Linked DNA regions of Mus musculus: regions 1, 2, 4, 5, 6 and 7 are each linked to region 3. A link is a loop called in an ENCODE intact Hi-C map of the cell type or tissue named here. Cell type or tissue: left cerebral cortex. All regions are shown on one strand. Region 1 holds the start of Gm40337 (a long non-coding RNA gene). Region 2 overlaps Caln1 (calneuron 1). Region 3 holds the start of Caln1 (calneuron 1). Region 4 overlaps Caln1 (calneuron 1). Region 5 overlaps Caln1 (calneuron 1). Region 6 overlaps Caln1 (calneuron 1). Region 7 overlaps Caln1 (calneuron 1).

Region 1 (4,000 bases), 400 kb before region 3:
TGTCTGTCTGTCTGTCTGTCTCTCTCTCTCTCTCTCTCTCTCTCTCTCCTTTCAGTCTGTGTGTGTGTCTGTCTGCCTGTCCACCTGTCTATGAGTAGCTGGAATGATGGATGTGTATCACAAAGCTGGTGTGTCTTGCCTCCAACATACCCTCTTGCCTTTTCACCTTAGCCAAGGGTTGAAGCAGCATGGGATGAATGGGATTAGCCCGAGAGAAATAAAGATTTTCTCTTCTCTTCTCCTCTCTTTCTCTTCTCTTCTCTTCTTTTCTCTTCTCTTCTCTTCTCCCCTCCCCTCCCCTCCCCTCTCCTCTTCTCTTCTTTTTTTCCTTTTTGAGACAAGGTCTCTCTGTGTAGGTCTGGCTGTCCTGGAACTCACTCTGTAGATCAGGCTGGCCTTGAACTCACAGATTCACCTGCCTCTGCCTCCTGAGTGCTGCACTACCACCTGGCTAAGAGAGACTTGTTTGTCAGTCTGTTAGACTATTGAGACAATGGACCCTCATCCCCTCAAGTTAGAATTTCCCCAGGTATCTCACACTGGAAGAAGGAAGAGGGACCAGCCGAAGGAGAATGTCTCCTGGAAAAAGATTTCTCAGTTCTACCTTGTCAGCTCACCTTACAGAATGAGACTAAAACCCAAGGTCACTGGAAGACAAGAAGACTACACTTTGGCCAGAACAACTTGGGTATGCATGTCCCGGCCCTTGACTGAAGCTTTGATCCTGCTTCAGAGGCCCAGAGATGGGTTTTGGAGTGTGTGGGGTGTGTCATCAGATTGACGTGTCCACATTGAAGAAATCCCTCCTTTCTGCTTTCTACCATTAAGTGTGGCTCTTTCAACCAGCTTACTGAGGTGGAGTTGCTGAACCTGGATTGGGACACAGGCTGTGATCCTTACGTTCAACATCAACCACTCAGTCCTGGCCACAAACACCACCTCATCATAGACTCCCCAGCTTCCAGAACCAGGTATCAGACATGTCTCTTTCCATCAGACATGTCCCTGTCTGTGACAGTGACAGAGCATGACAAGATTAGGACTAAGAGCAGTTCCTAATGACATCAAATATCCCTCAAACATCCCCAGACATCTCTCTCCCATCAGTCTTCGATGACTGAAGGTGCAATTACTAAGAATCTAGGAGGAAGGGCTGCCCACACCCATTAGAAAAGAACAACTGAGAAACTAAGTCTCAGGCAATGGCTGAGTCGGAGCTGGGTGGGCCACATGTGACTCAGGCAGACCTGACACATTCTGTTCTGTGTTTTCTGAGTGAGATCTGTGGGTGTGTCGTGGAGTGGGCGACTTCTGTTTGAGTCAGAAAAGCTCTCTCCTGATTTCCTCCAGGTCTGCGTCAGATCTCCTGGCGGGACCATTCCGCCTTAAAGGTACTCTAGGGTTTGCATGTGGGTGGGGGTGGGCAACACAAATGGAACAGGGTCCAATAAACAGGAAGTGATTGTGTTTCAAGGTTGGATTCAGAGCACCGCATGCATCTCTCTAGCTGGCTTCCTTGCAATTCCAGCACTGGGGACCACTGACTCCCTCCCCCAATATGTGACATTTCAATATTGGGCACAGGAGAACAGTGACTGAAGAGGACCAAAACTAGAGATTAAGATAGGCTAAGGCCAGGCTCTCAGGACAGAACAGGTAAAATCTGGCTCGCTATGCTCACAGAGGTTTGAGGAAAGAGCGGTACGTGAGCAGGTGCTGTGGAGGGGTCTCATTAGGTAGATGCATGACAATCATTGTCCCACTCCCAGGACCCTCACGGAGGAAAGGCAGAACAGAACCTAAAAAGTTGACCTTCACTCAAACACACACGTGTAATATTAAGTAAGCAAATAAATGAATAAATAAATAAATAAATAAAATGTGACTTTTTTTTCCACAAAAGAAAAAATACATAAGGCAGTGTGAAGGTCAGGATGTGTCAGAGATGAAGGCTCTGTAATTAGTAAACTCTGACACCAGAAGGCAAGTCACATTCACTTACAGTGCTCCAGTCTAGGTTAACCAAAGATTATCCACTCTCTGCTTTGGGCTGAAAACTGGTTAAAGACAAGCGCGCCCCGCCCACTCCCCCGCACCCCCCACCCGAAAATCTGATTGGCTTTCAGTGTTGTGTCTTTACTTAATAAGTGCATTAGATAAAAGCTCTGCTAATGAAATGCAACAGGAAGCAGTGAGATCCTGGAATCAGTCCCGGAGACCATGATTTTTGAAGTCTCTCAAGCATTTCCAGCTGTGAACTTGGCTACAAGCAGCCCCCTGACTCAGAACAGGTGGATAGATTCCGCAATGACAGCTCTCTGCCACCAGAGGGCTCTCGGCACGCGGCGTAAGAATCCATGGGAGCTACCGGCAGGGGGCGCTCGCTGCCCGCAGCAAGTTTCACAAGCAGGCCAGAAAGACTAGTTGTGTAACCCTCAGACACTTTCTAACTTTATGTTTCATCTGAAGAAAAAGAAAAAAATCTGGTTTCAGGACCATGTTTTTCTGAGTCCTAGGAGAGAGAGCTTTGGATGAAGGTCACTTTGGAAGTAAAGGGAATGAAAGGAAGAAAAGAAAAGGGAAGTGAACAGGAAGTGGGAATTCACGCCAGTCACCCCCAGTTACCCCAGGTACGCTAAATCTCGAGACTGGTGATTCTAAGTTAAAGGCTAGCTGCAACAACTAATGTCCCCCGAGTATGGGGCTGAGGATGTGGCTCAGCCATAACGGGCTTGCCTAATATGACCAAAAGGCCCTGAGTTCATTCAATTCTCTACTTCCACCAAATAAAACAGAAACCCGATAAAAGGAGACAGAAGATGTATCCACCAAAAATCCAACCCTGGGCTAGGAGTGGTGGTGTTCACCTGTCATCAGGGTACTTGGGAGCTTGAGGCAGAGGACATGGTGAGTTCAAGGCCAGCCTGGGATACATAGAAAGATCCTGTTTCAAACAATAACATTCTAATCCTGGCATCACGAAAATGCAATGGTGAATCTAGACGTTTCTCTTTAATGCTAGCTGTTGTGGCATTTCTGTGTGCTGTCCCCATCCTGAGAGCCCCACCCCCCTTGTTTTTTGTTTTTGTGTTTTCTCAGCGCCTCCTCCCTCAGTGCTGCACAACTGGAGCACCCAGATTCAGTCGATGGGAGAAGAGCCCCCTTTGCAGTCTGTCCTGCCATAGCATCCCTGGCCTCAGTTTCCACATCTAAAAATTAAATTAAATAAAAAATGAAATCTACTGATTTCTAATGTCGTTTTTACCCTCCTGCCATTTCAAAGAGTCAGGGTTCTAACCTTCCCCCAGTTATCAGCAGTGCCAGGGGAATTTTAAAATATTATGGCCTCGACACTCCCCCGCCCCCTCCCTGCAGGACGATGGTAATTGGTCTGCAGCGGAAGGGATCCTGCAAAGATTTTTTAAAAGCTCCCTGGGTGACTCTAATGTGCTGCTGAGTTCAGAACCTCTGGCATCTAATTCCCCTGCTGGGAACTCTGCAGACTGGCGAGTCCCCGTCCAAAGCATCTCCCGCAGGAAAACCAGGCTGAGCGGGAAAACAGGAGCAGAGTCTTTGGAGGCCTGGGAGTTGGGGGGGTGGGGGGTGTCTCATGAAACTTGTAAGCTTGGTAGGACTTTCTGACGCCCAGGCAGGACAATGTGACAGTGCTTCTCTCAGAGTGGGAAGAGAAACTGCCTTTCTCTCTTCGCCCGAGCTCCTCCCTTCTGCTTCCTGTCTTGTTTCCCCTTCCCTCCCCACCCCCCACCCCCACCCCCCGCCCTAACCTTCACACACCAACTGGGTCCCAGCTTCAGGTGTTTGCAATGGCTTTCTGGATTCGCTGGGTATATAGGCTTTCCGTCTTTCTTTCCCCACCCCGAAACCATTTTTGGCTAATGTATATTAGTTGTGTAGTGGGGAGCATTGTATGGCTTCAGACATTTCTTTTTAAACCCGGTTTATTCATGCTCTATGGCACAGGTATGGAGGTCTGAGAACA
Region 2 (4,000 bases), 230 kb before region 3:
TTCTTTTAATAAATGGTAAAAGATTATGTATACAAAAGTTGTCTTAAGATACATTTTTTTTTTTAAGATTTACTTTTAAGGTGTGTATGAGTGGCGAGTGCTTAAGCGTGTGAGTGCCTACAGAGGCCAGAAGAGGGTTTATCTCCTGAGCTGGGGAGTCAAGACGTTGTGAGCTGTTCTAGGAACTAAATTGTTCTGTCAGAGCAGCCAATACAAGTGCTTACCACCAAGCTATCTCTCAAGCCCTGTAATACATTTCTTCAGGATGTTTTGTAAACAAATGCTTATACATCTATTTTGTCCACCTATACATTAAAATATCTCAGGTGATGATAACCTGAACCTGAGTCCCTGGGACCTGCATGGTGGGAGGAAAGAATGCCTGATGGATGCCCTTCTACTTCCACATGCACACCATATCAAGTATATATGTATAATGCATAATATATAATATGTACCATTTGCATGAAATAACAAATGAAAATGAAATACTCTCAGGTAAGAAGGGTTAATAAATGGAAATCCTTATGAAGCCCTGATAGTTACACCTAAGAGTGTGATAAATAAGGAGTAACTCAAATTGCCAAGCTAGATGGAAACCAAGATCAGAACACATCTATAAAGAAGGCTGGCTGGTTTATCCCAAAGGTCATTCAGAGCCTCTCTGTTTTGATCAAGCGCCATAACCAGGGTGGCTTTGGACACTAGACTCCCGAGGTTTCTGATGCAGATATTCGGGGGTTGTGGGGTCAGGAAATTTCCTTCTGATAAGTCCCAGTGATGCTGTCAGCTAATACTGTTGGTCTTTGGCCAACATGGTTGGGTAACTGTGTCAGCTCAGACATTTCCATATTTCACACCTAGGGAAATTACTTTGGGCATTCAGGAGCTTGCTGTCAGTCTAACAGGCACAGTGATGGACACTGCTGCTGAGAGATAGTTGGGCTTTATCAGAGGAAGAAAGGAAGAGCTGCAGTGCGGATCCAGGACTCCGAGAGAGTGGCAAGTTGACACAATATTAGAGGAGAAACATCCAGCTGGTGCCAGATGTGATGAGTGGAAGATGTGCCAGGAAAAGCTCAGTTGATTTAAATAAAAAAACGAAGCCATGATGGTATCTCATTCCTGTCATTCCAGCTACTTAGGAGGTTTTGAAGAAGTGGTTTCCCAAGTTTGAGTCCAGTCTGAGAAACAGGGAGTTCAAGGCAAGTTGAGGCAACTTAGTGAGACCCTGACTCAAACAGAGTTGGGGCTGTAGCTCAGTGGTAGAGCGCTCACCGAGCATGTGTGAGACCCTGGGTTTAATCACTAGCAATACACACACACACACACACACACACACACACACACACACACACACGGTGGGGGCAGACAGAGAAAAACAGAGAAAGAGAGAGATAGAGAAAGACAGAGACAGATAGATAAAGAGACAGACAGAGAAAAAGAGACACAGAGAGGAAGACAGAGGCAGACAGTGATAGACTGAGAGAGACAGAGAAACAGGGAGACAAGGTATAGAGAGGCAAACAGAGAGAGGAAGGAGGAGAAAGAGAGAGAGGGAGAGAGAGAGGAGGTAAGGAGACCAGAGAAAGGGAAGGGGAAGAAGGTAAAGAGAAAGGACAGGGGTGGGGTGGAAGGAGAGAGGAAAGAAGAAAGAAAAGAGATGGAAAGAAGGAAGATCTCAAAAATGAAGTGTTCTTAAAATTTCCAAGCCATAGTCCCATGCATCAAATCCTTCATAGAAATGAACACTCTTTATTTCACAGAACCATCTCCCTGCAACCTCCTTCAGCAGCCAGCCTCATGCAGGTAACCTCTAGTCTTACACATTAAAAAAAAAATCATAGCTATTAATAGACGCTTACTAGCTGGAGTCTGCTTTTTCTTTATTTTAGCTTTTCCTCTCAATTATGGAAGTAACATATGCCCACTGTTGAGATTTTAGACAACACCTCCACCCTCCTACCACACAGAATGCCACTGTCAACTTCTTAGCCCATCCCTATTCCTTAAAGGCATAGCAGATTTTCCATTGCAATGTAACTGCACTTGGTCAATTTTTCCTACATGTCGTGAACATGGGGCATGGAGAACCCTCACCTACCAATAAAGTGAGCCATGTTACCACCTGTCAACCATGGCTATAGAAACAGCATGTCTAACATTCCAGGCAGAACACAGGATAGGGTTTGGGAAGGATTTTTTGTTGCTGCTGCTGCTGTTGTACAGCCTTAAAAACTGATTTATTTTAAATATGTGTATTGGGAGTGTGTGGGGGGGGGGATATATGCACATGTGAGCACACAAAGTCAAGGGTATTGAATCCTCTGCAACCAGAATTCCAGACAGTTGTGAGCCACCCAACATGGGGACGAGAAACCAAACTATAGATCCTTTACTAGAGCAGTACACCCTCTTAACCATGGAGCCACCTCTTCTTCCCAGTGTGTTTGGATTACACCAACAACCATGAGTCCAGAACTTAAGCAAAAAAAAAAAAAAAAAAAAAAAAAAAAATGGAAAGCTAGAGGAAGGAGAGAGGAAAAGCCAGACAGCAATGATTGGGGATGGAGAGATAGAAGCCAAATCTAGAAAGATTCGTAGGGGGAAGCTGCAGATATTGTATGATTCTCCCACAGGTAGTTGATAGAGGTTCTGAGCAGTCCTGTAGTTAGGCATTTGGGGACTGAACAAGTCATTTTGGTAAGCAGGTCTGTTTGAGTCCATTATAAAATGATAGTGAGTTGGGTGTATATGGGAGGGGTCAGAGGTCATTCTCAACCGTCAATCAGATGCTTTCTGCCTTCTTTTCTTCAGACAGAGTTTCCCACCAAGTAGGCTAGGCTGGCAGGCCAGTAAGACCCCAAGGATCTACCTCTGCCTCCCAGCCTCGGGTTACTAACCCACTACCATGACAAGATTTAAAAAAAAACAACCAACAACAACATAGATTCTGGGGATCAAATCTCATGTTGATATAGCAAAATCCTTACTGAGTCATTTCTCCAGCCTGCAACTTGTATACTTTTATGCTAGGATATTGACTTGGTCTTGGATATTGCACAGATCTAGCTGTATGGCCAATTAGACATTGTCATGGTCTTAAGAACTGAATGTAAACCCCCGCCCCATCATATGTTGAATGGTCAGTAATAACCTGTTGGTGGTGCTATTTTGGGAGGCTCTAGAAACTTTAGGAAGTGGGACCCAGCTGGAAGCATTAGGTCACTGGAGGTTATGTCCTTGAGGGTATATTATCTCTGCCTGCTTCCTGCCTCATGTAGGGATTACAAGTATGCAGCAGTGCACCCAGGTCTTGATGTGGTGCTTGGGATGCAGAACTGTATGCATGCTAAGCCGGATTTCTACCAGTAGACCCACACTTCCAGGCCCTCTTTTCAATGGTTTAAGTGTAGAAGCCCTGTCACCTTTTTTTTTTCACATAAGAAACGAGATTAACAGGGATGGTTGGGTGATCATGGGGTCAACAATGCTGTTGAATCTGCTGAAATCCTCATTATTATCCTTGTGATGGTTTGCAGTCCTCAGACTTGTAGAAAAGCCCAAAATAGTTCCTCTGAGGTCAAGGAGGAGAGATTGTTAAAGGGTCCTTGTAACACATGAGCTCATGTAGACACCGAACAGTAACTGGCTCTCTCCTTGCCAACCTAAGGGGTATCTCCAGCAGACATTCTAGAATACAGATGGGGTCCTGGTGTGTAGTACAAGGAAGGAGTGGTGCCACAATGAAGAGCTGAGGACCACACCTTTCGGTTGTCTCAATTACCCAATAGTATTGTTTTATGGCAATTCCCACCATGGATGGAAGCTTTAACAGGCAAGAGGCAAAGGAAACTTATAAGGCTCAGAAAGTTCCTAAGGTTTACAAGATTCACAAACCCCATATCAGCAGTAACAACTGATGGGGAGGGGAGCTTCTCTACTCTGCTGAACTGCCTATAAGTTCTGAATGAGAGCTCCAAGGAGGCAGATGTTTTTG
Region 3 (4,000 bases):
GCACCTGATCAATGACAGACAAGACTGACCTCGGGTCTCCACACCTGTGCACAAATACACTTACACCTGCACACACAAAAATACAGAGAGAGAAAGAAAGAAAGAAAGAAAGAAAGAAAGAAAGAAAGAAAGAAAGAAAGAAAGAAGAGGAGGGAGGGAAGGGAGGGAGGGAGGGAGGGAGGGAGGGAGGGAGGGAGGGAGGGAGGGAGGGAAGGGCCGGCAGATACCTTCTACCCTGTCCGGCTGCCCACCCTTATCTACCAAGAGGAAAGGGGTTCAAGGATTCCCATTAGGACTTAACTGTGAGTTTTCTCAGTGATACCAGCTGAATTAAATTATTTTGTTGTTGGTTCATTTGTTTTGAGATAGGATCTATGTGACTGGCTGACTGATTGATTGATTGATTGAGAGAGAGAGTCTCACAATGCAGCCCAGCCTAGCCTCAATCCTCCTGCCTCAGCATCATAGGTGCTGAGGTCACAGACCTTAGCCACCATCCCTGGCTACTTATTCTCTTTCTACAAATGACTCTATGCCACACTGTCAGTGAAGGCTGGGTTGGTGGCAACTGTCACTTTCAGGATTGGAAAAGAGGTGGCATTTTAGTGAACAATCCTAAAACAATTCGAAAGGTGCCCCCCAGCTGCTTCGATTAAACCACACAAGCTTCAACTGACTCTGAAAAGGCCACCTTTCAGAAGCCACCCAGCTCATGACTAGCCTTGGGTATCTGCCAGGACCCCGTGCACTGCTCAAAGAAGTAATGAACAGTCTCCATGACCTGAGCACCATGGGAGGATGCTAAACGAGTCACAGCAAGGGAGCTGCCAGCCCAGGAGAGATCTAAAGGGTCACCTAAGACTTCAGCCAACACCTCACAGTGCAGAATTAGTGAGTACAAGCCAACGGTAGGAAGTGGGGACTTCACTCAGTGGTGGAGCACTCCGAGGAAACGGATACCCAACATTGGGTGTCATCCCCAGTAATGCCAAAGAGAAAATAAAATAAATAAAATCAGGGGGGAAAAAGATGGTTCAGTGGTCAAGAGTGCTTGCTGCTCTTGCAGAGAGGAACTGAGTTTGGTTCCCAGGGCCCATGTCAGGTGGCTTACTTACTTACACTGTAACTCCAGCTTCAGGGAGATTCTATGCCTCTGGCCTCCAACACACACACACACACACACACACACACACACACACCAAATAAGTAAGAAACTAATAAATAACAATAACAACTCACATTGATTGTTACCATATCACTGATGCCCACCTTGCATTAATTAATTAGTTAGTTAATTAATTAATTAAAATGTTAAATCACCACCTCCAACAACCCCAAGGACAGCCGGAGTGGTGCTCTGTGGACAGCATGTCTTGCACCCCACCCTGTAAGACAATTCACACGAAGCAGCTTCACAACCTATGCTTAGCTCCGGGGTGTGTGTGTGTGTGTGTGTGTGTGTGTGTGTGTGTATGTGTGTTTAAAGTTGATCTTTGAGACTGGGAGACAGCAGTTCGATGCAGAACACGAGTCCCTCCACGTGCACAAAAGCATAGGGTTAGAACAGTGCCCCGTTGTCTCTCCTGGTCTTGGTAACTCTGCAGTTCAGACTGCACTGTGCCACTGCAGAACGTAGTTAAGAACACAATTTATCAGACTTCACAGTCACACGCTACCGACTCTTGGCTGCTATATTGTGGACCCAGGAATGTCTCCTTTTTATGTAAAAACAATAAAAAAGAATAGTCTGGGGCCTAGGGATGGCGCCCCAGTCTTGGCACCTAAGGAACTGCATGCAGGCACAGCTACCCCTGGAGGTAAGGAATGAGGCGCAAATGGGATCTCTCACAAACTCCTCGGGCAAAGGAACAGCTTGGAGAAGAAACACTGGGATGGGGGCCGAAGATGCACGTGTCCTGCACTGTGGAATCAAACCGCAGCGCTCAGTCCTGGCTTAGCACCATCTGCTTGTGGATCAAAGTATCCTCGGGTTCTCCCTGAGGCAAGACTAGAACTACCTGCTGCTGCCCAGGCGCCCTCAGACCAAGTCTGAGGAAGTTCACTCCCTGAAGCGCTGGTCTGGGGAAGCTGGGCACCCAGGCAAACCTGGCTTGCGCTAGAGAGGCGGAGTGTCTACCTCTGCCCTCGATCTGGATTAGTTCCAAAGCTTGCCACCCAGAGGTCCCGGTGGGACTGCCTGAGGCCTCTAGGGTCACCCCATGTGCTCCAAGACCACCGATCCTCCCCCAAGGAAGCGAGCATCGGGGTGGGAAGATGGAGATGGAGTGATCCATACCTCCCACCTCCCTAGATAGATCGCCATGACTCCAGCTTCCCGGAGACCAGAATGCCACCAAGGACTCCCACTTAGGCTGCGATGCGGATCGGATCCCCGACACCCAAAGCTCCCTTTTCCCACAACCTGGGTGTCCCCGGGGGCGCGCAGCCCGATGGCCACTAGCACCCAAGACTCCACGAGCTGGGCACAGTCCCGGGATTCCCACGAGTGTACCCAGGCCCTTCTGCAATTCCAGCGTTCCTCACCCACCCTAAGCATGAAGAGAGATCAGGATGGCTCGGGTGACACCCCGGCCCCGAGAGATGGGGTGCTAAGAGCGGGGCCAACAGGTCCGGGAGGCGCTTGTGGGCAGCACACCCGCCCACTCCGAGACTCGCTAGGATAGGGGCATCCGGGGAAGGGACCATTGAAGCAGCGAGGGAGGCAACGATGCAGGGAGGATGCAGGATAAAGACTGGGAGAGAGCATCACTCACCTCTCCTGGAGCCGGAGCTCCGCTGCCCGGCAGCCCAGGCACCTCCTCCGAGGCCCGCAGGGAGGGGGCGACGCGAAACAGAGCGCTCAAGCTGGCGCTCACACGCGTCCCCGCGCGGGCATCCTTCCTCTCCGTAGCCGGCTCCCACGGCGTGCCCCCACTCTGGTTGAGAGGCCGCTTTGCCCAACCCAGCGGCACCCGGGAGCCCGGCGCGGCGCGAGTCTTGCCTTTCCCTTGAGTCTCACAGCTGGGCTTTGCAGAGCCCGCGATGATCTAGGCTGCTCCTTTCTCCCCTGTCCTTGTCCTCGCCTCCCGTCTGGGGGAACGTGCGCCCCGCACCCCCTGCACCGCTCTCGCCTCTACCCCTCCCGCGCCCGCTGGCCGCGCGGGCTTAGCCCATGTGCGCGGCTGCCTCCTCGCTGCGCCCGGGAGCCCAGTGGCCGAGGCCCCGCCGGAGTTGCGCGCCCCAGAAACTCCATGCAGCTCCGGCCTCCTCCCCAGTGCCTCCCCGGTTCCTCCAGATGAAGAAGCCTAGCGGTCTCTAGCAAGGAGATCCCCCTACCACTCTTGGCTTCTTCCCCCCACCGAGGCTGGAGCCTGGTTGCTGGACTGGCTTGGCCACCCCAGTCTCTCTTCTCTTTTCTCCCAGGATTGGGGACCTCCCACCCCCACCCCCACCCCCAAAGCCTCTCCAATGGCTCCCTCCGTTTCCAGGCAGCGCAACCTGAGGAACGCCTCGGTGCGCGCGCACTCACACTCACTCACTCGCTCGCTCGCTCACTCGCTCTCTCACACACATGCACGCTGCACACACAGGCAGACACACGCGGGGGGCGAGCTGCAGCTTAGCAGCCGGCCCTCTTTCCTCTCCTCCCCAGAGAAGCTGCCCACGTTCACATTCGCCAATTGCTTGCTTCTCTCTATTAAACACCTCAGCCCCAACCCAAGCACGCCCACCCCTACCTTAACTCCTTCTTCCCGGATGCCCGATGCCCACGGTTACACCTGAGTCCCCAAATGCCATGGGGGAGGAGGAGGTGTCGACGGAAAGGCTGGTAGTCAAAACCAGGGTGAGAGCAAAATGCTGTGAGCCATCCCTTCGCTATGTCTACGAAGGGCATAAGCACACACACCCACCTCTCATCCCGCGTCCCTAGAGCCCCAGAACATGTGGCCCGTCCCCACTTCTACCAAGGTCATAGTATAGATTCCATAAGAAAGAATGG
Region 4 (4,000 bases), 220 kb before region 3:
CCCTTTCTTCCTGACTTTACTGGGAGGTAGTTTTCTCCCATACTTAAAAAAGACAATGTGGGGCCAGGCATGGCAGTGCATACCTGTAATCCTAAAGCTGGAGTAGCATAGACAGATAGAACCCTGCAGTTCACCGGCTAGCCAGCTAGCTTAGCCTATTTGATGTGCTCTAAGCCAGTAAGAGCCTCTGCTTCAAAGAGAAGGTGGATGGTGACTAAGGATGTCCACTGTCTGCCATACACATGTGCATACATGTGCACATGCACTTACCCAAGAACACATACATGCGCATACACAAAAGCTAAGTCTGAATGTCCTCACGCAATCTGCACACCACACTCTTTTTTACCCTTCCCCTTTAGGAGAGACCCGTGTCAAGTCAGGATACTTAAATGGTACTCCAAAAAGGCCCTGATGGTGGAGATCTGAGAACAGGTTGCCAGCCAGGGCAATGAGGCAGCCTAAAGTACATCCCAGAGCTTCAGCCAAGCCTTCTGATGATCACAACAGGCCTCTTGACAGCAACCTCCTGAGAGACCCAGAGCCAAAGCCTCCAGCTGAGCTGCTCTCTAATTCATGACTTACTGAAACTCAGAGACCTGCAGAGTCACACATTGTTGTCTGCTCCGCATTATGATGCCACGTGAGGAGCCACAGCTGAATCTGAGTACCTCTGCTTCTGTGAGGTCTGGATACCTACCAGGCTCTGATAGAACACCCTGCCAGTCTCTTAGCATGGTATCCTTTCTCCAGTATCATTTCCTCCTGATGCTAATATCCCTTACTGGAATACCAGAGCCAGAGACTGGCCTTTCTGCTCCTCTTTTATGCTAACTTCAACCACTGCCACAGACAGAAACTGATGTGTTCGTGCAAGTTCTATCACTTGGACATGTGCACACCCCACCCCCTCCCTGCCACCCCCAGCCACCCAAGCGTGGAGGCCATGAGCTTCCCTCCATGCAGGGATGGCTGTGGCAGGCTGTTTCACACACTTTCTCAGTGATCAGGCAGTAGAAGGGAGGCAGAGCTTGGCAGCTGGGGACTGCTAGGATGCTGCTCTTCTTTGTTAGTCACTGTTCTGAGCTGGGGGAGTAACTGCAGGAGAGGAAAGATGCTGCATTCCAGAGTTCGTTTAAATATTACAGGGTGAGTCTGGGATAGGGATGGGGAGATGGTTCAGTTGGTAAATAGCTTACCTTACAAGCAGGGAGACCTGAGTTTGACTTCCCAGGATCCTCCTCCCCATATGCACACAAAACCTAAACCAACCAACAAAACAAAGCAAAACAACAACAACAAAACCTGAGTGTGGCAGCCTGAACTTGTAATCTAAGCAACAGGGGAAGCTGAAATAGGAAGATCCTAAGGGCTTGCTGACCAGTAATGCTAGCTCAATCAGTGAATTCCAGGCCAGTGAGAGACCCTGCTTCAAAAACAAAGGTAGGTGACTCCTGAAGAAGGACACATATGTACATACACATGAACACTCTCACACATGCACTCACATAAAGTACACTTTTAAAAATCAGTAATCTCAGATGTAATTTCCCGCCCTTGGCTCACTTTGCAGTACCTCCTGTCTCCTCACTCTGGAGGAGGGAGACTGACAGTATAACAAACCCAGAGAGCGGCTGTGATCATGATGGGGTGATGGAACTCTGCTAAAGAGAGTCAGTATTGTGTTAAAAAAAAATACTGCCTGCTCATGGAGATGCCAAACGGTAAAGAATCTGGAGAATTGGGGCCACTATATGAGATAGGGATCTGATACCCATAGTTCCTTCTGTCTTCTCAGATAGCAGCAGGGGTGGGGGTGGGGGGAAGCACAGAGCTCAGGATGCCCTGTGGCATCTTCCTAGGCTAGGGTGAACCATGAAGGCAGAGTGCAGGGTAGAAAGAACTCATGGCAACTGTAGGTAAAGTGCAGACGATCAGGCTCAACCTGGACGGGCTGAAAAATGGCACTGCTGTTTGGACCCAAAATGTCTCCTACAGGGCCATGGTTCAAATGCTCTGATGGCTCTATTTTGGGACATTATGGGTTCTTGAGAAGACAAGTCCCTAGAGGAAGATCCTCAGGGGATACGAAGGCTGACTCCTTCCTGGTTTCTCTCTCCTTCCTGTCCACTGTAAAGTGAGTGACCATCTCTCCAGTGCCACGTGCTCCCATTGCCATGATGGTGCCTGGCAAGTCCCATTGTCATGATGAGTCAGATCACGTCTGAATCCTCTGAAACCGTGAGCCAAAATGAGTCTGTCTTCCTCTAAATTGCCCCTGCCATCTATTTTTGTCACGGTCAAATGAAAGGTATTTATATGCTCATTGGCTATAAGGTAGGCGAGTACCAGAGTGATTCAAGATGAGTAAAAGATAACCATATGCTTATCTATCTTAGGAAAGTGTATTTACCAAAAACACTGTTCTAAGAAATCAAGGGAATACTGTGTTTTGATGGTATTTGTAATGTTTTAATTTATTTTTCCTGGGTTTTATTTGTTTCTGTTTGAAATTGTTTTGGTTTAGTTTTTGCTTTTGTGAGACAGGGTCTCACCCTGCAAACTCTGTACCCCAGGCTGGCTTCAAACTCAGAGCAATCCTCCTGCTTCAGTCTCCTAAGTACCAAGATCACAGGTATGCACTACTCTGCCCAGCTTCCGTAGTGTTTTAGATGTCTAAAGAGAAATTCCATTCAATTGAACTCAGCAACGTATCTGGCTCATGTTTTAAAAACAAAGATTAATGACCCGTTCCCCTAATTCCATACTCATAAAATAATAGTCACATTTTAAAATAGAGACGTGAAGTAAAAATGATTTAGTGGCACTCTAATAATTAGAATGTAGGCATCAGTGATCTCCAACAAGGATCCACATGACAGAACTGGCCATAAATGGATAGCGTTGAAAGCAGTCCTTTGATAAAACCAACATCTCTTATGAAGCACGGGAGTAGTATCAAGATTCAACACAAGCTACCATCCACCCTGTCAGTGAGGAAGCTCTTGGAATTGTCAGGTTTGAGCTAGAAGCTACCAAGACCAAGTTTACCTGTATATATACAGACATACACACACACACACACACACACAGAGAGGGGGGGTCTCTCTATCTCTCTTCTCCTCTCTCTACTGCTTTCTCCTCTCATTCTACCCTCTATCCCTGTCTTATTTCTCCTCTCTCATGTCATCAAAACTGCCATAAAAGAAATGAAAGATGCCATGCTGTGATTGCATGTGAACTGTGACTATGTAATCTTCAGTTTCCCAGAGGACATTTACTAAGCATCCTGAGCAATCAGGGACTACAGTAACCACACCCCTATGACAAACACACATAAGAGGGCCAACTCTTGTCACTGAGAGGACAGGTACATCTGATTGGAAGCAAGTCCTACAGAGTCCTCAGTGACTGCATGGCATAGGACCGCCACCTCTTCTCCCAACCCACCCCTAAAACCTCTAAGGCAGAGGTTCTCAACCTGTGGGATCATGACCCCTTTGGCGGGGTCACCTATGATATGTTGTGCATATCAGATATTTATATTATGATTTATAACAGTTGCAAATTACAGTTATGAAGTAGCAATGAAATTTATGGTTGGGGTCACCACAACATGAGGAATTGTATTAAAGGGTCATTAGGAAGCATTCTTAATTAGCATTAGGAAGGTTGAGAACCTCTGCTCTAAGAGGAGACCTCTACTCTGTCTCATGGAATTGAATTCTCTTCAGAACCCCTCTCATGCCTATTTGCCTATAGTGCTAATAATGCCCCCTCCCAATAAACCTATTACCCAAAAGGACAACTTGCTTCATTGTCTCTCTTGAACCCCTACACTGAGAACTTTCATGAGTTTAGCTCAAAGTAAGAGATATTACAGGCAATACCAATGTCACCCTTTCAAGGTCTCTAGGAGGAAGTCCTTCATGAGTCAGATGTAGAAGAATTTCACCTCCACAATTGCAAACTCTGCTCCAAAGAAAACATACGAGGAGAC
Region 5 (4,000 bases), 360 kb before region 3:
CCATCATGTACATTCCGGGAGTCAAACCTGGGTCCTTCAGAAGAGCAACTGGTGCGCTTAACCTCTGAGCCATCTCTCCAGCTCCTACCATGCCTTCCCACCTCCATTCTCCTATAATAGACACCCTGGTTTGATACGACATCATAAAATTGCACAGATGCCCCTATGTTGATACCTGAGCTGAGGGTGTGGGTATAGCTCAGTGAGTAAAGTGCACACACTTGGTGCACACACTCCTGCACAAGGATACACACTCAGAGAAAGCTAAGCAGAGCTTTCTGGTTCCTTCTGTTTGGGGTTGGGTGAGTAACCTAAGTTTTCTTCTTTCAATAGCCTTTATCCATTCTCCAACACTAGCAGGACTTTTTCTCTACCCTGGAGATTATGCACACATGTACGTGTGTGCGTGCATGCACATGCACGCATGCGCGCGCACACACACACGGACACACACAGTTTCTGTGCCATATTTAGACATATGTTTCTGCAAAATCTTGGCTCCAGCTTAGCCAGGCTTTTTTATTTTTATACCAACATTGTGTTCTGCCTCCTGGGTGCTTCTTGCAACCATTTGACAACTCCTCCTTTGTTCTAGTTCGATTTTTCCTCTGGAACACAAATTACTCCTAATTAGCTGTCTATCCTGTTCTTCCATATATTTCATCTCTTCCCAAATAATTTTCATGTTTGAGTTCTGGGCTGTATTCTTCTTTCTTTCTTTCTTTCTTTCTTTCTTTCTTTCTTACCATGAAAAGATCATTTTGCTCCTTTTAACTTTCTTTTATCCATGCCTATGTGTGTGCACACATGTGTGCATGTGTGCGTGCGTGCGTGCGTGCGTGTACACATGAGTTCAGGTACCCCCAGAAGAGGGTATTGGATCCTTTGGTGCTGAGTTATAGGTGGCTGTGCACCACCCAATATGTATGCTAGGAACTGAATTCAGTTTTTTTTTTTTTTTAAGGAGCAATATATTCTCTTAACTAGTGTGCCATTTCATATGACTCCTTCCCTCCCTCACTTCTCCCTCTCCCTCTCCCCCCGCCCCCTCCTCCTCTCTCGGTACAGTACCCACACAGGCCAGAAGAGGGCACCAGAGCCCCAGGAGCTGGAGTTACAAGTGGCTGTGAGATTCCTTGATATGGGTGCTAAGAACTGAACTCAGGTTCTCCAAAAGAGCAGTGAGTGGCCTTTACCACGGAGGCATCTCTTGAGTCCCTCATTCTGCCTCTGATTGGCTGAGTCAAGACCAATTCTTTTTGCCTTTATTTTGGTTCTGTAATTTTAGTCTGTTTCTTTCTTGACCCAAAGTGTCATGAGTTACTCTCTTGTTTTTATGTTTTTTTTTTCCCATATAATTACCTGGTGGATGCCTCTCTCTCTCTCTCTCTCTCTCTCTCTCTCTCTCTCTCTCTCTCTCTCTCTCTCTCTCTCTCTGTGTGTGTGTGTGTGTGTTTGTGTGTGTGTGTAGGTGCACATACCCACAGGTCAGGATATCTCTTCTCATGTTCTATCATTTTCTACCTTATTCTCTCAAGGCAGGGCCTCTGTCATTTTTCCCTTGTTAAATCTTAAACAGCTTCCTGACCATCCTCTTTTCAGATTAAAGTGTAAAAAGAGTCAGAGGGTGCCTTCTACTATTTTTCCTTGATTCGATTTTATAACTTTTTAATTAGTATAGCTTGAACATTTTATTTACTTATTGACTATTTTGTCTGCATATATGTCTATGGACCACACGAATGCAGTGCCCAAATATGCCAGAGGGGGGCGCTGGATCCCTTAGGACTGGAGCTACAGATAGCTATAAACTGTAGGCTGTAAGCTGTTACTAGGGTGAGGGGAAATAAACCTGAATCTTCTGGAATAGCAGCCAGTGCTCTGGACCATCTCTTCAGCTCTCTTAATTTAATTTTCAAAGGCAACTCTTATTCTCTGGGATATAAGTGAGATGGGTTTCTCTCTGTGTGTGTGTGTGTGTGTGTGTGTGTGTGTGTGTGTGTGTGCGTGTGTGAGTGTGTGTGTGAGTGCATGTGTGCCTCTGTGCATTCATGTCTGTGGAGACTAGAGAACAACCTTGGGCATCATTTCTCAACTGTCACTCACCTTTCTCTTTATAAGACAGGATCTCTCACCAGCCTGGGACTTGCCAAATAGGCTAGGCTGCTGGCCAGCTAGCTCCAGACATCTTCCTATCTCCAATCCCAATCTCTTGTTAAGTATGCACCACTATGCCCAGTATCCATGGCACTGGAGACTGAACCCAGGGTTTGTATGTGCTAGGCAAGTCTTACCCACGGATCTACAGCCTCAGCACTAGGTGATTTGAGAATAGATCTTGCTCTGCAGTGTAGGCTGGCCTGGAAATCACTCTCAAAGTCCAGACTGGCTTCAAGCTCTTGTTACTTCTCTTTCCTCAGTCTCTCTCATGAAGGATCACAGGTTCAAGCACTGTGTCTAGCTTGCAAGTTAATCTTGTTTATTTCTGTGTCAGACTCTGCCAGTTGACAAAGAGCCCTTGGAAAAGATGCACCACCTCTAATTCAGTGGCTAGACCGGAGCGTGTGGATGCATTACGATGCATGTTTGCTGAATGGATAAGTGGCAACCCTCCATTTCTTCTCCTTCCCCTTCCTACCTATACTCCCTTCCCCCACAAATCTGTCATCAGGAGGCCAGGAAAAGTATCTTCTGCAAGGAGACGTCCAGTGGAGACTCACAGTGAAGAAGGGAAATTGAACTCCTGCTCCCGCTGTGATAGGAGCCTCAGGGGGCCCTGGCTGCAGAGAAATTCTGAATTCTCAACAAGATGAAAGCCAGGCCACTAAAAGGACAAAGCCCGAGGCACACCACAGGCCTCCCACCCTGAGGTCTTCCCCATCCCTGACTCCCACTGAGACTAGCACTGTAGGGGACCACATCTTCCCTGACCAGATTTTAGGCTAATCCTCCTCTCTTCCAACTGTCCCAGGTGTGGAATTCATTTCATGGTGCCATTTAATTCACCTTGAGGGAGTTGAGGAAAGGGGTCAAATAAATTCTATTATAGAATAATATTCTATATTCCTGTTCTTCCCTGTGCCTAGTTAAAAGGGTGTCATTCTAATGTTCTACAGTAATCTCCTTCTATTGGAACACTTCCTCCAGGAAGGGGGTGCTCATGGGACTCAGGACGAAAGCAAACTTCCCATACTTAGGGAAGCTGGAACTCTTCAGATGCTGGAGTTCACGAGGTGCTAGGAAGCAGCTCCCCAAGGTTACAGATGCAGGGAATGATGATGGGCAAGGAGACTCTGACCATCACAGCTGCCTAGAGGAGACTCTCTGGCCTGGCCAGCTGCCTACAAATCCTGCAGAGAGCTCTTATGTGTTGTCACCCAGGCTGAGATGGGCTTTTGGTGATAGAGCAGCTTTTGAGTTAAACGTGGTCCTGTAAGTCACACCTCACACATACTCCTAAATGACCCCAATGAGTCCCAGTGAACTCATTAAGTTCACCAAGTTAGACTTTGGTGGCATCTTTGGTCTGTCAGACCCCCTAGCAGGCATGAGAAGACTTTATCTGTTCATGTGTCCCTATGAAAAGTCTCACCCACCCCATCAACCTCCCAAGAGAAAGGGCTGCCTAGAAGATCAATAAAACAGAACATCTTCACTTGGAAGTAGAGCTTTTCCTAATGTGCAGTAGTGACCTGTAGTCTAGCGTACTTAAAGGACCTAGAGTAGCCAAGTCCTACCTGCATGGCTGAGCTATCTCATATGTTTACCCCAGCATATATATATATATATATATATATATATATATATATATATATATATATATATATTAGACTATCCCATCCCTGTAATTTCATTCTGCTGTCTTCCGTTTATCCTTGGACACACACCATCAGCAGTGCAGACACCTCTCCTCCAAGTCTATCAGCACTGCTAATGGTACTGTTCAGCCACAGCACCAGAAACTCCATAGTACTTATAAACTTCCCTGCCTCCAGGGTTT
Region 6 (4,000 bases), 110 kb before region 3:
ATGAAAGTGTCAACAAAGCCACACTCCCTCCTGTGGTCCTAGGGGGTCAATCTAGTTCCTTACCATTCCAGCTTCTCCTCACAGCCTTCTGAACTCCCTGGCTACATATTATGCAGCTATTTCCTCTGACTAGAAACACCTCTTTCTAGAGAATTCTGGGAGCTAAGGAAACCCATAAGGCTCAGGATGCTCAGGACGTTACAGGACTCAAAGATGCCTTCCCAAGGTTACATAACCAATAATCAATTTCTGGAGAGAGTAGACTCTTTGATGGATCAGACCATATGTTGTACAGGAAACTTCAGGGATGTAGCTTTGGTGAGTCACCACCCATGTAACTGGCATGAGCTTTTTCATTGATGCAGCTGCCTTTGGATCAGTCACCCACACTCCTAAAGGTAACCCCTTAACCCTCCTTCTGAAAATATCCTCAACAAACTTACAGGTTCACTAAGTCAGGTATGGGTAGTGTCCTAGTTTGTATTAACTGTCAACTTGACATAGCCCAAGAAAGGGAGCCTCATACAAGATATTACCCAAATCAGACTGGCCTGTGGGCATGTCCATGCATGTTGATTATTTATTGATACCAGGGGGGCTCGGCCCACTTTGGGCGCCATCATTCCCTAGGCTCTATGAGAAAGCTAGCAAAGCATGGATCTGTGAGTCAGTCACTGTTCTTCCCTAGTTTCTGCTCCAAGTTCTTGCTTGAGTACCTTACCTGGCCTCATTCAACAATAGATCTAGAACCGTAAGGGGAATAAACTCTTTACCCCCAAATTGAATTTTGTTTGGAGGGGTGCTTTATCACAGCAACAGAATAAAATGAGAAAAGGTAGGGTAAAGGTCTGGCATCATGGCCCCATCTAAGGTTAACAGGTCAAGGTCTCCCAGAAAAAGTCACTCAATACTATGGCTCTTTCTATCCTTCAGGCCAAGCATATAACATCTCCTGACTCTGCTCCTCTGCTTCCATCCCATTCAGACCTCTCTTTCCCTCTCAGATATATATAAAACCTGTAGTTCTTTTGGATAAAAACATAGTCATGGGTTCTGGGAAGGGCTCACAGCTTTGCCTGGAGGAATGTTTTATTCTGTCAACCACAAGAACTGATCTTGAGTCTGTGGACTTTGTTCTGTAGACAATAGGGGGAAATGGGAGGCTTTTAATCAGGAAAGTGACCTGATGGAACATAACAGGGAGCATGGGGAAGAATGCAAAGGACATCTTGGACCAAGTCAAAGCAAGGACAGAGGGATAGGCTACAGACTTGTCATCCCGAGTACTCAGGAGATTGAATCACAGAGTCCTGAGTTCAAGATTAACCTAGGATACAGAATGGGTTTAAAGTTAGCCTGGGCAACTTAGTGAAACCCTTTGTCAAAACAGAAGGTAAAAAGAGAGCTGGGGCATGGCTCAGTAGAAAAGAACTTGCCTAGAATCCCCCAGTTGGTATAGTATTGGTATGTAGCTCAACAGATTGCTTGCCTCACATGAACAAGACTGTGAGTTTGATCTCCACTACCACACAGAAACAAATACACTTCATTTCGTTGTCTAATACATAATCAATTTTGCGGAATCCCCATGGTCTGTCCAGAAGAGGATTCATCCCTTCTTTAGTTGTGTTTAAGTCTCCCCCGATCAAGTAAATCTTAAGTGATTTTTAAAGTAGCAATGCCCATCTCAGGAATGCATTCTTAATGCAGGAAGCTCACTTAAGAGTAAAGTAAAGCTTGAGTGCCCAAGACCAGGAAGAGCACAGCTGCGTGCCGTCAGATCCTTTGCCAGGCTTTCTGCTTCAGAGTGATGAATGGCCACGAGAAGACAGAAATGGTCACATCAAAGACTTGGCTTCCTCAGCTTTCCAACCACCCAACCTAGCATTTCAAGTTTTGGCAAAGAATCATGAGACCTTTGTTTTATTTATTGCCTGTGATTAGATAAAAACATCACTGTTGCCAAATCCTACCAGACTTCTTCTAAATATAATGTGCAACCTTTTAAGTAAGGATCCTATGCTGGGTCCTGCCATCCATCTCCTAGACAGAATTGATTTGTTTCTTTATTGGTTGACTGATCAGTAAATGATCTCACTATGTGGCCCAGGCTGGCCCAGAACTCACAACACTTCCAGCTTCAGCATCCTTAGTGCTAGTATGACAGGCCAGCACCATGCCTGACTCTTCAACTGGATTTGCAAGTGTCACACGTGGAAATTCTTCTCATCCTACTACCAGCCCCTGTTCACACTTCTAGCAAACACCTCCTCCTAAAAGAACTTACGGCCAATGTTGTATCTACAAATCTCTACAGTTATAACTTAGGACCAACCTAAGAAGATTTTAAAGATACATAAAAAGAATTTACAATCAAATTTGGGTCAGAGCAGGACACGGGGGAAGGAAGAAGCAGAGGCAGGAGTGCTGTATGACCAGCCTGAGCTGTCAAGGAAGGAACTGTCTCAACAACAAGGGAGAGATGGCTCAGTCAGTAAAATGCCTGCCTTACCAGCATGAGGGCCTGACTTTGATCCTCAGAACCCATGTGAGTGGAGCCAGTATGGTGACACGTATTTGTCATCCCAGTGCTAGAAGGGGATTGGTAAAGCTAACTGGTAGATTGTCTGGGCTTACTGGTCAGACAACCCAGCAGGACGGACAAGTTCCAGGCAGAGAAAACAAGGAAAACACTTCCTAAGGAATGACACTGAGGTTGCCCATCAGCATCCAGAGTCCTTAAGGGCAGAGAGGGCACATGGACTCTGTACATGGATTGACTCATTACATCTGGCTTCTGTCTGATTTATAGACACAATATTATAGTATCTCAGTTAGTTCTCATGAACGGTCCTGGCACCCGTTGGATGGAGCGAACAACTGAAGCTCAGAGAAACTCAACCCATACAGTCCAGGGCTTGAATGGATCAAGCAGGAGAAGAGTTCAGACTTGAGTTCAGAGCTGGTTATGGCTTAGCCAACACAGGATGCTCCCTTCCTGAGAGGTAGGGACATAGAGGACATCATCGTGGATAGCCATAAATAGCAATTAGAATTGAGGTTAAAACAGGACAAGAGACAGACTGGGGAGCACAGGATGAGGTGCCCACATGACAACAGCTGTTCCAGGCAGACACATCTGGAACTGAAAGCCAATTTGGGGCATCATACAGGGATCTCCTCCAGTCTCAGGCAGGCAGAGTACATGATGGAGAGTGGAGCGGGCAGCAGTCCATGTCCATGCACATTGACAAAAGACTTAGCTGCCTAGATGCAGGCTTGACATAGAGTAAGACTAACAGGAAGCTGTGAAACTACTTCAGAAACTCACCCTGATGATGGGGAGAAAGAGCTAGCCCACTTAAGACGACCCGAGGGCAGATAGATTTCATGAGACGGAGGACAAAGAGCATCCCAACACGGGGCTGAACAGAAAACTGAGTGCCTACAAGTGCCATTGCTCTTGCAGAGGACCTAGTTCTGTCCCCAGCTTCCATGCCTGGTGGATCACAGTTGCCTGTGATTCCAGCTCCAGGAGATCCAACTGCTCTGAACATTACAGGCAAACACACACACACACACACACACACACACACACACACACACACACACACATTTTAAAGTGATTATTTCTGTATAAGAAATTCATACAGAGTCATATAAGAATTCATATAAAGCCTCATTTCTTTGTTTCCCCCAAATAGCAACATAAGTTGAAAACTATCTTCATTGCCAAGAAAACTGAGGTCTAATTTTCAACTTCTTTACTACTTAATGACAGGGGATTTATATATATATATATATAAATGAAAAAGTAACACACTGTATAAGATTAAATATATGTGTGTGTATGTATGTATATATATATATATACATATATATATATATATATATATATATATAATTATATGTATATGTATATGCATGGGCTAGGGAGCTGGTTCAGTCAGTAAAATAATGTTGGCTTTATAAACCTGAGAACCAGAGTCTAGGGATCCAT
Region 7 (4,000 bases), 100 kb before region 3:
CATGCATGATGCTTTGTAGTTCATTCTAAAATCACATGCTGGATGTGATTATATACATCTGTAATCTTACCACCAAGAGAGTAGAAGTAAGAGAATCAGGAGTTCAAGACCCTCTTTCACTAAGTAGCAAGCAAGTTCAAGGCCAGCCTGGGCTACATGAGATCCTGTGTCCAGAGAAAGCCACAAATAAAAAGACTTGGAGGGTCCCATAGATGCTGGTAAACTACAGACTTTATGCCATGGGGTCTTGTGTAAGCCAGCCCTTTCCTTTATCTCTTTCCCTTCACACTCACCATTAATGGGCTCCAACTACCTTGACCTTCTGTCTTTTCCTCAGGCCCACACTTATTCTCACCTTCATACTTAGGGTTCACAAGGCTCTGTCCCTGCATGGTCCTGAAGTACAAATTTCTGGTTTCATTGGAGACTCAGTTGTGCCATGTGATTTTTTTCTGTAGACTGTCTTATGAGATGATGTTTTTCTGAGTACAGACACGTGGTGTTTTTCTGGAAGCTGACTGGTGAAAGGGCATGTGGTGTTTGTTGGAGGGGTCACTTGAGAGGTCATGTGATGTTTGGAAAGAGAATAAGTATAACTCAACAGACAGTGAGCAATGCTCTTACATTGGTTCGTCTTGTAACTCTTTGCTGATCTTCACTGGGCTTTGCTGATGCTGATCTTTGCTGATGATGCTCTTGCATTGGTTCACCTTGCTTTCTTTGATGATCTTCACTTTGCCATGACTTTGTAGAGAGAAACACACCAAAGAATTGGTGGTATTCCAGCTGATTCTTGCAGCTTCTGTGAACTCCTGCTGATTGGTGGGGCCTCGAGGTTCTCTTCTGGATCGAGCCACTACTGCTGATTTGTATTTTGTTAGTGGACTAGACTGCTAACAACAAAGATTGGAATCCCCTCAAAGAACTATTTCTAAACAGGTCTACAAACCCAACTTTTCTTTTCCCCTATCTCTAGTGGGTAATGGGCTAGAAGGGAGATTGAAGCATTGAAGAACCATAATTAAAGCAGGTTGAAAAATTTAAGCCTACATATAGCAGACAATTTTTCTTTCTTCAGATGTCAATCCCCTGAACATCCCACTTCCTCATGTCATTTCTGTCTCGTCAAACCTAGATTTTGTGTGTTTCTGAGTGTCCTTTCTCCAGTGTCAGAAAGAGAGCCCAGGCCTTCAAGCAAGCAGTGCTGAACCAAACCCCACCTTTTTGTTCCATTTTCTTAATGGTATTCACAACTAGTTTGTATAATCTGGCAGATTGGATATCTAATATACACAACACCCTCTGTCAGAAATATAAGCCCTGGGCTGGGGATGTGGCTGTGGTAAAGCCTTTGCCTAGCATGTACAAGATCCTGAGTTCTGTCCCCAGCAGCAGATGATTAATTGCCATTCTTATTGTCTTTGATGCCCATAAAGGTTTTCTTTGCCTAGGATCTGGAAGTTTCACACAAGTATCAGACACATAGTAAATGTCTGTTGATTACACAATGGTTTTACTAGGCAGGACTCTATGGTTTTTAATTTTTCCATTTCCAAATTTTACAAATGCATTATTTTCATAGTACTTTTGAAAAGCCTATGTAATCTTAAAGATACTGAAAGTTATTAAATATTTTAGATTCAATTCATTTTTATAAAAATCCTTCCAGAATTACCAGTATATAAGAAATGAAAGCTGTCTTTGACTGTGTTCAACTTCTTTTTATGCATTCTGCTATGCTAATTCCATCATAAAATAAACCAATGAAACAATGAAGGTTCTGAAGGAAATGTTTTAATTTTAAATTCAGACACGTCAATGAATTTTTCCATTCAACAAAAGCTCCAGATGACATTCTGTTATCTTAATTTAGGTTATTTAAATTTTTGCTTAAAAAAAATCAAAATTCCCTTAGAAAGGTAGTTGCAGGTGGTAATGTGTTTTAAAGATTCATAAACAGAGGTGATGTCGGGGAGGAGATTTTTCTGTTAAACCTTTCTTATTACAAGTTAACAACACTCAATAATAATGGTCGTCTTCTTTTTATCTTTTTTTTAAAAATCATTTTTATTTACTTATTCTCTCTGTGTGTACATGCAGGTATACATTGCATGGGCTTGTGTCTGTGAATGTCCATGTGAGTGTACATGTGTGTGTGTATGTGTGTGTCCTGCGCATGTATGTGTGAGTGTATGAGCTCACACACAGAAGACAGCTCTAAGGAGTTGGTTCTTTTCTTCTTTTATGTGGTTTCCAGAAAGAAATATGATCATCAGGTTTGGCTTCAAGTACCTTTACCAGCTGAGTCCTCTTGCCACCCTCATGCTAGTTATTCGCAATGAGTTCAGCTTATACTGCATTTATGTGTTATTTCTTTATAATAAGTTAGAATGCATGTAACACACTAAATACGAATCACACACGAAGATAAAAAAGAGTATTCCAACAATACTGAGCAGATGCCCTCACTTCTAACTATGGCACTGTCCTCACCTTTCTGATTCTTCGTAGCCTCCACCCACCTGCTTTTGTCTTACTGAAAATGACAGCCATGGGTTACAGATTGTTAGCAATGGCCTCTTTACCATCCACACACGTGGGCCACCATCCCCTGTCCAGAGCCCGGGGCTTCAGAGTTAAGACCCTCTGCGGGGTGTATGTCCCAATCTCATTCTCCCACACACCTCAATAAAATTTCTCTTCCTTGCCTTCCCTCCTCAGGGAGTCTTGCTGAATACAAAGAATAAATTATTTTGTGTGAAGAAATCCTGGGCTGTCCGATTGATCTTTCTAAAATGAAAATGTGATTGCTAAACCCGCAATGAAATCTTGCCAGAGACTCTTCACTGCAGAAGAAATTAACTCAGACTCCCAGAGGCCTCCTGCTCCAGGGTGCCCCTGACCCTTCTCAACCCTGCAAACCTCTAGAGGTCATTGCTCAGCTTTTTCTGCCCTGTCCATGGTCCTGACAAACCGACCGTGTTCTGGTTTCACTTTCATTCCTGTGATGAAATATCCTGACAAAATGCAACTTAGGGGGGAAAGAGGTTTAATTGACTCAAAGTTCCAGGTCATAGTCAATAATTTCATTGAAGTTAAAACAGAAACTTAAACTATCACATCCATAGTCAAAAACAGATGGAATAAACTCATGGATCCTTGCTTGTTTGCTGTGTTTGTTCAGTTGGCTTTCATTACTCTGGTTCAGGGCACAGCCTAGGGAATGATGCTACCCACAGTAGGCAGAGTCAATTAACAAGTAAGAAAAATGCCTTATACAATACCCACCAGCTAAACTAACCTAGATAAAGTGAAAGAATTATTGACTCTTTAAGGTAGTATTAACTAGTTGAACAACTGGAACACCCACTCTGCTTTTTATTCCAGGGGATCTCTCCTGTGTCTTCTGATTCTGAGCAATTTGGTTGAATCTCTTTTGTAATGATTGACAGATTTTAAAATTTGTGTGTGCGTGTGTGTGTGTGTGTGTGCATATGCACATTCATGATTTTAAAATTTGTATGTATATGTGGTATGCATGTGCATAAGCATATGCACATTCACCTGTAGAATTGAATGCCTGTGTTGGTAGTTGATATTTTTATATGTATGTGGTGTGTGTGTGTGTGTGTGTGTGTGCATTGTACTTGCCTGCATATAGACCCACATATATATGTAGGCATATGTGTTTGGTTTACATCAGGGCTTTCCCTCACTCTCTTCCATCTTCTTCATTGAGTCAGAGTCTCTCAGTTGAACCAGAACTCCCCAGTACCGGCCAGAATCGTTATCCAGCCCATTCTGTCAATCACTCTCTCCCCCTTCCAAGCACTGGAATTACAGGCAGGCTGGCTTGTGGTGTTTACATTGGTACTGAAGATCTCTGTCTCCCAAGCTTCTTCACAATAACTATCCACTAAAATCATCTCCCCAGCCCCAGTGTTTGCTACTGATTATTGCTTTAACAGGATCTAGAATCACCATAGAAATGAATATTTGA

What was found. A loop is a pair of places that touch in the nucleus more often than their neighbours do. Peaks named below come from ENCODE experiments on the same cell type or tissue, not always from the same donor. Only the 100,000 strongest peaks of a DNase experiment are listed, where the experiment ranks them.
Region 1: it touches region 3 in a loop (5-fold over the local background); 6 of 42 quality-filtered maps call a loop at or near these places.
Region 2: a loop joins it to region 3, with 1.9 times the contacts of the local background. A loop is called at or near these places in 3 of 42 quality-filtered maps.
Region 4: a loop joins it to region 3, with 1.8 times the contacts of the local background. A loop is called at or near these places in 3 of 42 quality-filtered maps.
Region 5: a loop joins it to region 3, with 2.6 times the contacts of the local background. A loop is called at or near these places in 5 of 42 quality-filtered maps.
Region 6: a loop joins it to region 3, with 2.5 times the contacts of the local background. A loop is called at or near these places in 2 of 42 quality-filtered maps.
Region 7: it touches region 3 in a loop (1.9-fold over the local background); 2 of 42 quality-filtered maps call a loop at or near these places.

What each region holds. Positions count from the first base shown.
Region 1 is chr5:130,851,911-130,855,910 of GRCm38, reverse strand. Gm40337 (a long non-coding RNA gene) reads left to right here and starts at 670. Exons shown (of 3, transcript XR_868569.1): 1 at 670-688; 2 at 829-971; 3 at 1,351-1,786. In left cerebral cortex, a CTCF peak has its summit at 2,348 (motif pointing right); DNase peaks (open chromatin) are centred at 1,286 and 2,362.
Region 2 is chr5:130,676,048-130,680,047 of GRCm38, reverse strand. All of the region lies in intron 4 of Caln1 (calneuron 1), which reads right to left. Among named protein-coding and RNA genes, the nearest start is that of Gm40337, 180 kb to the left of the region's middle. In left cerebral cortex, no CTCF peak of the experiment used is centred here; a DNase peak (open chromatin) is centred at 1,956.
Region 3 is chr5:130,448,233-130,452,232 of GRCm38, reverse strand. Caln1 (calneuron 1) reads right to left here and starts at 3,441. Exons shown (of 6, transcript NM_021371.2): 1 at 2,775-3,441. In left cerebral cortex, a CTCF peak has its summit at 1,798; DNase peaks (open chromatin) are centred at 1,888, 2,383, 2,935 and 3,511; H3K4me3 peaks cover 3,077 bases; H3K27ac peaks cover 1,832 bases.
Region 4 is chr5:130,669,828-130,673,827 of GRCm38, reverse strand. All of the region lies in intron 4 of Caln1 (calneuron 1), which reads right to left. Among named protein-coding and RNA genes, the nearest start is that of Gm40337, 180 kb to the left of the region's middle. In left cerebral cortex, no CTCF peak of the experiment used is centred here; DNase peaks (open chromatin) are centred at 1,045 and 2,218; H3K27ac peaks cover 705 bases.
Region 5 is chr5:130,809,253-130,813,252 of GRCm38, reverse strand. All of the region lies in intron 4 of Caln1 (calneuron 1), which reads right to left. Among named protein-coding and RNA genes, the nearest start is that of Gm40337, 44 kb to the left of the region's middle. In left cerebral cortex, CTCF peaks have their summits at 1,102 (motif pointing right) and 1,765 (motif pointing right); DNase peaks (open chromatin) are centred at 474, 1,773 and 2,207.
Region 6 is chr5:130,561,221-130,565,220 of GRCm38, reverse strand. All of the region lies in intron 2 of Caln1 (calneuron 1), which reads right to left. Among named protein-coding and RNA genes, the nearest start is that of Caln1, 110 kb to the right of the region's middle. In left cerebral cortex, no CTCF peak of the experiment used is centred here; a DNase peak (open chromatin) is centred at 2,268.
Region 7 is chr5:130,553,043-130,557,042 of GRCm38, reverse strand. The region is part of intron 2 of Caln1 (calneuron 1); the gene reads right to left. Among named protein-coding and RNA genes, the nearest start is that of Caln1, 110 kb to the right of the region's middle. In left cerebral cortex, no CTCF peak of the experiment used is centred here; no DNase peak of the experiment used is centred here.